Linked DNA regions of Homo sapiens: region 2 is linked to region 1. The links are chromatin contacts, found by Hi-C in ENCODE. All regions are on one chromosome and are shown on one strand. The core of a region is the stretch at or near the end of the contact, and the rest is flanking DNA. Distances in the headings are between cores, read along the strand shown.

The links. Hi-C counts contacts between places; a loop is a spot of excess contacts on that map. Pooled maps may share reads with other maps.
Region 2: a map of CD4-positive, alpha-beta T cell shows a loop between it and region 1 (4-fold over the local background). The contact joins the promoter of STIL here to the promoter of NSUN4 in region 1. A Hi-C loop is called at or near these places in 1 of 168 maps with a recorded cell type or tissue (CD4-positive, alpha-beta T cell), 1 of 37 single-sample maps with no recorded cell type and 8 of 50 pooled maps.

What each region holds. Positions count from the first base shown.
Region 1 is chr1:46,338,432-46,342,711 of GRCh38, forward strand. It overlaps NSUN4 (NOP2/Sun RNA methyltransferase 4), which reads left to right and starts at 2,376. Exons shown (of 6, transcript NM_199044.4): 1 at 2,376-2,488. The coding sequence starts at 2,396. RefSeq lists enhancers at 777-1,576, 2,237-2,446, 3,574-3,663.
Region 2 is chr1:47,311,628-47,315,907 of GRCh38, forward strand. STIL (STIL centriolar assembly protein) reads right to left here and starts at 2,520. Exons shown (of 17, transcript NM_001048166.1): 1 at 2,409-2,520. RefSeq lists an enhancer at 2,530-3,259 and a silencer at 2,577-2,626.

The sequences.
Region 1 (4,280 bases), core at 1,126-3,625:
CTTTGGGAGGTGGGCGGATCACCTGAGATCAGGAGTTCGAGACCAGCCTGGCCAACACGGTGAAACCCCATCTCTACTAAAAATACAAAAATTAGCCAGGCGTGGTGGTGCATGCCTGTGATAACAGCTACTCAGGAGGCTGAGGCAGAATAATTGCTTGAACCTAGGAGGCGGAGGTTGCAGTGAGCCGAGATGGCACCACTGCACTCCAGCCTGGTGACAGAGCGAAACTCCGTCAAAAAGAAAAAAAAAAAAAAGGAGTAAAACTGTATGATCATCTTAACAGAAAAAAAAAAAAAACTTAAGGAAAATCAACAACTATCATGATTTTTTAAAATCTCAGCAAACTAGGAACAGAAGGGAACTTTCTAAACCTAAGAAAGGACATCTATACACATGCAGGTACACGCACACACAAAACTACAGCTAACATCATATATAATGGTGAAGTACTAAATGCTTTCTTCTTAAGAATGGGAACAAGGCAAGGATGCCTACCATCACCACTTACATTCAACTGTGTACTGGAAGTCCTAGCCAGTGGAATAAAGCAAAGAAAAAAAAAAGGGATATAGATAGAAAAGAAAGAAGTTAAAGTGTCTTTATTTACAAAAGACATGACCATATGCATAGAAAACCTGAACAGATTTCCAAAAAGTTACCAAAAGTAATAATTGAGTTTAGGAAGGTCTCAGGATACAAGGTCAACAGAAAAAATCAATTATATTTTAATATACTAGAATTTTTCTTTTGAGACAGAGTCTCACTCTGTTGCCCAGCCTGGAGTGCAGTGGCATGATCTCAGCTCACTGCAACCTCTGCCTCCTGGTTTCAAGTTATTCTCCTGCCTCGGCCTCCCAAGTAGCTGGGATTACAGGCATGAGCCACCATGCCCAACTAATTTTTGTATTTTTAGTAGAGACTGGGTTTCACCACGTTGGCCTGGCTGGTCTCCAACTCCTGACCTCAGGTGATCCACCCACCTCGGCCTCCCAAGTGCTAGGATTACAGGAATGAGCCACAGTGCCGGCCAGCCTTTTTCTTGAAAAATGAACAAAGTGAGCCTGTCACTTCAAGGAAAATAACTGACAGTATTTGTTGCCAATAAGAAAATTCCAAAATTCCACATTCAAATGCCAAATAAGAAAAAGCTTTCGGCTGGGGGCAGCGTGAGCCACCGCGCCCGGCCAAGTTTTGTATTATTTTTCTTAACTATGTCTTCTCAAATTGCGGAAGCGTTAGGCCCCACAACATTTGACATCACCAGTAGGGATCCAGTGGAGAGGAGGGACATGATCAGAAACTGTGTTTTTAAATGATCATTCAACAGCCAATTATCAGGGTGGGTAGGAGTGAGGCAGGGAGATCAAAAGGCAGGGAGATTGGCTGGGATTACAGGCATTGTTACCAGAAAGGGGTCCCGATCCGGACCCCAAGAGAGGTTCATGGATCTCGCACAAGAAAGAATTCAGGGCGAGTCCGCAATGCAAAGTGAGAGCAAGTTTATTAAAGTACAAGAATAAAAGAATGGATAGTCCATAGATAGAGCAGCTCCAAGGGCTGCTTGCCCATTTTTATGGTTATTTCTTGATGGTACGCTAAACAAGGGGTGGGTTATTCACGCCTCCACTTTTTTTTTTTTTTTTTTTTTTTTTGAGACGGAGTCTCGCTTTGTCGCCCAGGCTGGAGTGCAGTGGCGCGATCTGGGCTCACTGCAAGCTCCGCCTCCCGGGTTCACGCCATCCCTCAGCTTCCCGAGTAGCTGGGACTGCAGGCGCCAGCAACCTCGCCCGGCTAATTTTTTGTATTTTTGGTAGAGACGGGGTTTCACCGTGTTAGCCAGGAGGGTCTCGATCTCCTGACCTCGTGATCTGCTCGCCTCGGCCTCCCAAAGTGCTGGGATTACAGGCGTGAGCCACCACGCCCGGCCAGGTCCCGAAACTTAAGCTTCATTTGTTTCACTGCAAATCTGCTTCTGCCTACAAGCCTGGTCTCATTTTCCTCTACCTAAGGATCTTCCTCCATGCAATTTCGGCCTAGGAGGCCCTTCCCGCCCCTTTTCGCCTAGCTAACTCTTTCGGTACTCAACCACCAACTCCTAATCCTCCCTGGTCCCCCAAGTGGGCTAGGGGCTTCTTGGGAGTCCCTCGCACTGCTCTAAGCATCCAGGCAGAGTCATTATTCCGGGTGCCAGGTTGCTCTTTTTCCAGCAGCCTTCAGGGGACTCCTGGCTGGGCGGAGTCTGTAGAGGCGCGCGGAGTCCTGGGAGAGCGTCAGATGTATTTCCTTTCCCTTTTTTCGCTCGTGTCCCGCCGGGTGGCGCTCACCACCTCCCCGGAACACGCGAGTCTCCTGTCGCGGTTCCGGTCGGAATTACCCCGTGGAGCACGCCGATATGGCTGCGCTGACACTGAGGGGTGTCCGGGAGCTGCTGAAGCGTGTGGACCTCGCGACGGTCCCGCGGAGACATCGATATAAGAAGAAATGGGTAAGGTCCGGCTGGGGGCGCAGGAGGGAAAAGTGAGGGTGGAAACTTCTCCAGTCTTTCCGTTTCCCGGCCCTCTAGAACGCCTAGCGTCTTTCCCAAGCACTCCACGGAACGTCCTTAGGCACCTCCCTCTCTCGTCTTTTCCGTCACCGCCTCTGTCCGCACTCTATGTCCCGAGCGTTAGTGTCTTCCACTTGTTACGTCTGCAGTCTCCTGACTCCGCCCAAGTTGCGTCATCACCTTCGCCTTCATTCTTTTAGTGATGTCACTGTCTCTTGTTCCCCAGCTGTGTCCACCTACCTTTCTGTCCCCCACTCCCCCTTTTACTTCCCTCCCTCCCCTCCCCCTTTCCCTTGCCCATTCTTCCCCCACATGACTTCTCCTTTCCTCATTGATTTTCCAGCCCGGTCGCCCTCACCCCTCGGAAAATACCATAGCGACCTTGCCTGCACTCCTGGGTCTCCGCCGCCTTGCAGGAAAGGATTCAGCCCCTTCCTCAACCTCGAGCTGCCTCTGGCGACCGGGCAAGGTTACAGCGACCACCCTGTCCATACTGCCGGCCCAAACCCTGGCAAAAGGTGCAACGAATCCTCTCATCCTCTGGACTCTCCTTGCTTCTCCAGAGACCCTTTTTCTTGCCTCACTGGAAGCCCTGGAATTTCTTCTATGACCGGCACGCCCCCCTGCCCACCCCAGCCGATTCCCTCGCCACCTCCACCATCTCTTCCACCCCCACAACCTTCCTCGCACTCAGGGAGATGGTCTTTTGAGTCCTCTTCCCCACTCCTGGAAAGGACCTACTGCCGCTAGCCCTGCCACTCGGGTTCCCCACTCTCCAGCCCTTATTTTGAGCAGTTCAGCATTCCGGGGTCACCCCCTCTCTGTCAGCGGACACCTTATTGCAGCTGGATGAGTCCCTCCAGAATGCGGCGTCCCTGTCTTCAAGGCACGTACTGTGACCAGCACACTAATCTCTGTTACTCTAGCGGATGGCCTTCAGCTTTTGGAACCAGCCCGGCAACCTCCTTTCCCCTTGCTCATCAGTCCCCGGGAACGAGCCCAGTGACCTCCCCTCAGCTCACTCATGTACCCTTGGAAACTGGACCCATGATTTCGCCTCCTCCTACACATAGGACCCCGGGAACTTGCCTCACGATTTCACCTCCTCTTGCTCGCCGGCCGGTGGAAACTAGTCCTATGGCCTCCCCAACCCTTTCTCACAGAGTTTTGGAAACTGGGCTGATGATCTCTCTGCCCTCTCACTGGTTCTCAGGGAGAAGTTATAATGACCCCCTTCTCTCCCCAGCATCTTCCCCACCTACTGGCAGCTTTTACCATGGCAGCCTTAAGCCTCTAGACTCTTGTGAACCCAAACCACAGCTTGACCTGCCCCTTGAGAAAAATTGTTGTGGCTTCCCACTCTCTTCTCAGGCAGGCATGCCTGGCTCTCCCAGCTCACCTCAGGAGGGCTCTTATCATTACTCCCATCTTTCCTCAGAGGCCTACATACCTACCCCTGGGAGTCCTTGCTATGCCATCTGCCTGTGCCCCGGGAGTACTGATTCTCCTTGCTCACCCCAGTCCCAGGCTCCCAGGAAGGCTTGCATTGAGTCCCTTCTCTCCTGGGAGGCAACTGGGAACTCTTACCTCATCCTAACCCCGGACACCACAACTTCTGGTCCCCCCTGTTCCCAGGAACCATCTCGTCCCCATGGTCCTCATTCTGTCCTTTCCTTCCCTTCACCCCTGGGCAACCAGTTTATATCTCCACCCCAGTCACTTCCCCGCAGAA
Region 2 (4,280 bases), core at 1,270-3,769, 970 kb after region 1:
TCTAAGTATTATTGAAGCTAAACACAGACCTCGTAGTCCTTTCTTTAGAGTTCAGTATGTCCTATATTCTTTCAAGCCTTAGAGTTCCTTAGGTCCTGCACATTCTGTATCAATTCTAGGAAAAAGAAACTGTCTAAGGCCAGGTGTGGGAGCTCATTCCTGTAATCCCACCACTTTGGGAGGCCGAGGTGGGTGGATCACCTGAGGTGAGGAGTTCGAGACCAGCCGGGTCAACATGGTGAAACCCCGTCTCTACTAAAAATACAAAAATTAGCTGGGCATGGTGGTGCACACCTGTAATCCCAGCTAGTCAGGAGGCTGGGACAGGAGAATCACTTGAACCTGGGAGGGGAGGTTGCAGTGAGCTGATATCATCCCACTGCACTCCAGCCTGGGCAAGAGAATGAGCCTCTGTCTCACTCTGTGTGAAGCAAGATAAAGGAGAAAAGGATTATTAATCCAGATGCAGAGATTATTTAGAAGAGACTTTTTAGATAAAGTCAGAGGCTGAAAATCCTATTGAAAATGCTCTTATACCTTGTTCAAGACAGAGAAAAACGTGCTTCTAATAAAATTGACTAGGCCGGACACGGTAGCTCACGCCTGTAATCCCAGCACTTTGGGAGGCCGAGGTGGGTGGATCACGAGGTCAGGAGATCGAGACCATCCTGGCTAACACGATGAAACCCCGTCTCTACTAAAAATACAAAAAATTAGTGGGGTGTGGTGGCGGGCACCTGTAGTGAACCCGGGAGGCGGAGCTTGCAGCGAGTGGAGATTTCGTCACTGCCCTCCAGCCTGGGCAACAGAGCGAGACTCCGTCTCAAAAAAAAAAAAAGGTGACTAAACAGTCCTTCTTAGAAATATCTGGACTTAAAAGGTTTAATGCAGCTTCCACAGAATGCAGGCTTTAAATCCTAAAACCCTTCCTTAGTACTTGGTTGTCATGGATAACAGTATTCACATGGATAACTGTAACTCTACAAAGTATAAAAAGTGCCAATTTTTTCTTCATTAAACAGAAGTGTCTTAAAATGCGCTATTTGTGTTTTATTCCTTTATTCATTTGGGTGAAAAGATGGATAATGTTGATTTCTTATTTTAAAACAATATACATAAGGTACTTTCATTCTGTCAGTGTTGTACAAGCCACTAAAGGTAATAAAACTAAAACCACACAACATCTACACCTAGCAAAACATATTCTCAGGTAAAGTCATTATCGTGTACAATAGAAACGTTCAAATCATCCTCACCCCTTCTTCCATATAAATTATCTTTCCATACCCACCACCTTAGTTGCTAACTTCATCAACTCACCAGACTTATGGAAAAGTCCCCATAATGCTGCTAGAAGAGTGTTTCCATATAAATCTGATCAAATTATTCTCCTGCTTTAAAAGTCAATGGCTCATGTCAGGGGCGGTGGCTCACGCTTGTAATCCCAGCATTTTGGGAGGCCGAGGCGGGTGGATCACCTGAAGTCAGGATTTCCAGACCAGCCCGACCAACATGGTGAAACCCCGTCTCTACTAAAAATACAAAAATCAGCCGAGCGTGGTGGCGTTTGCCTGTAATCCCAGCTACTAGGGAGGCTGAGGCAGGAGAATCGCTTGAACCCGGGGGACGGAGGTTGCAGTGAGCCGAGATCACTCCACTTCACTCCAGCCTGGGCCAAAGAGTGAAACTGCGTCTCAAAAATAAACATAAAAATAAATTTTTTTTAAAAAGCCGATGGCTCTTCTTTACATACAGAATAAAGGATCTTCACAATCCAGCCCCACTCTATTATTCCAACCTTAACCCCCCCATCCACTCATCCTACATTCCAGTCAAACTGAACTACTTGCAGTGCCCCGGTTTCAATATCTGCACAGGATGCCTCCCTTAACTTGGAATGCCCTAGTAAACCCCCGCCATCCCTCACAATCCAACTCGAATGTCACTTCCTCTGTGAAACCTTCTCCCAGACACCGTGGCGATGGTACTATACTGTCTGTACTCACACGCATAGCATTCTCGCACTTTGCTGTTTACACTTTACTTCCAGTAGTCCATGAACTTCAAACATTAACTGATCCCTTACTACGTAGCAGAGTGTGAGCCAGAAATTGTGAGGAATGCAAGAGCGAGCATTCAAGGTTTCAGTCCTCAAGAAATTCCCACCGTAAAAACAACTTTAAATGGCACGTTATCGACTGCAAACCTCTTTCACATACCTTAGCTCAGATGATACCCAAGGATTTCATGGACTGCTTAATTTCTCCCACTAGCTCCCCTTCTCGTCATCTGCTCCAGGCTCCTGGAGGGCGGAACCCACTACAGGGCTTTGAATGTTACCCACCAACCTTCCCAGGGCCCCGCTGCCGCCTCTCAAGGGGAAACCAGGAGCACAAAGCTCCACTTACCGCAACTTCCGCGGAGCTGAGGTCTGTTTGCAGGGTAGGAGCGGGAGCCGGCTCCAAGGAGCGCCACCGCCGACTCCGGCCCCGCCTCTGGGACGTTGGGGTCGCGGGAACTGAGGCGGCAAACACAAGCTCGCGAAACTGAAGGCCGCGCCACGCCTGCTGACTGGTCAGAAACCTCGCCAGTCAGGGAGCGGGGGTGGTGCTAGAGAGCCGCGCACGGTCGCCGTTACGTATTGGTGTGCCGACCAATCAGCGCCCCGCACTGGTTCCGCGCTCGACCAATCCCAAGTCTTCTTGGAGAACTGCGGGCGCCACCGGCGCTCCAGGATCAAGGATCCGAGGATTTAAACCTTTCATTTCGTCAACGGTTAAGTTCCGGGGCGGGGTAGGCTTTCCGCAAGCGCAATGGAAAGCCCAGCTAGGTAGACGGAGGAGCGAGTGGCAGATGAAGCCGGAAGTGCTCTATAAGATGATCATTGGTCGGCGACTGGAAGCGGACACCCGAAGAACAGTTTCCAAACTCTTTACCTGAAAGCACAAAAGACAAGAAAGTTAGAGTTATTCCAGTTTCTTACTTTTTAATTTTTATTCTAAAATGTACATTTTTAATTTTTCCTTTTTGTGATCACTTATCCTCAACTTCTAGATTTCTTCCAGTTTCTTTCCTAGGAAGCCATCTGTTTTAGTGACATAATTTTTTTTTTTTTTGAGGTGGAATCTCACTCCGTCGCCCAAGCTGGAGTGCGATGACGCGATATCGGCTCACCGCAACCTCGCCTCCCGAGTTCAAGCGATTCTCCTGTCTCAGCTTCCCAATTAGCTGGTATTACAGGCGTCCACCACCCACCACCACGCCCGGCTAATTTTTTTTTTTTTTGAAACGGAGTCTCGCTCTGTCGCCCAGGCTGGAGTGCAGTGGCGCGATCTCGGCTCACTGCAAGCTCCGCCTCCTGGGTTCATGCCAGTCTCCTGCCTCAGCCTCCCGAGTAGCTGGAACTACAGGCGCCCACCACGCCCGGCTAATTTTTTGTATTTTTAGTAGAGACGGGGTTTCACCGTGTTAGCCAGGATGGTCTCGATCTCCTGACCTCGTGATCCGTCCACCTCGGCCTCCCAAAGTGCTGGGATTACAGGCGTGAGCCACTGCGCCCGGCCTAATTTTTGTATTTTTTAGTAGAGACGGGGTTTCACCACGTTGGCTAGGCTGGTCTCGAACTCTTGACCTCAGGTGATCTACCCGCCTCGGCCTCCCAAAGTGCTGGGATTACAGGCGTGAGCCACCACTCTGGGCCAAAATTTGTATTTATTAATTGATTGATTGATTGATTGATTGAGACAGGGTCTTGCTCTGTCGCCCAGGCTGGAGTGCTGTGACGCTATCTCGGCTCACTGCAACTCACTGCACACTGCCTTCCAGGTTCAAGCAATTCTCCTGCCTCAGCCTCCGGAGTAGCTGGGGTTACAGACAAGCACCACCACGGCCGGCTAGTTTTTGTATTTTTAGTAGAGACCAGGTTTCACCATGTTGGGCACTGGGCTGATCTGGAACTCCTGACCTCAAGTGATCTGCCCACCTCGGCCTCCGAAACTGCTGGGATTACAGAAGTGAGCCACCGCCCCCAGCAAAGTAACATAAAAATTTTAAATTCCTGTTGAGTAGAAGAAAAGAATGTGACTTAAATTTATAAACCATATATGCCTATCTCTACAACTAGCATTGATATTATATATAGTATTGATATTTTATGTATTTATATACAGTCAGCCCTCTATCAGTGGGTTCCATATTCACAGATTCAGCCAACCGCAAATGGAAATATTCGGAGGGGAAAAAAACAAAATAACAACAATAAAAATAATACAAATCCAGTC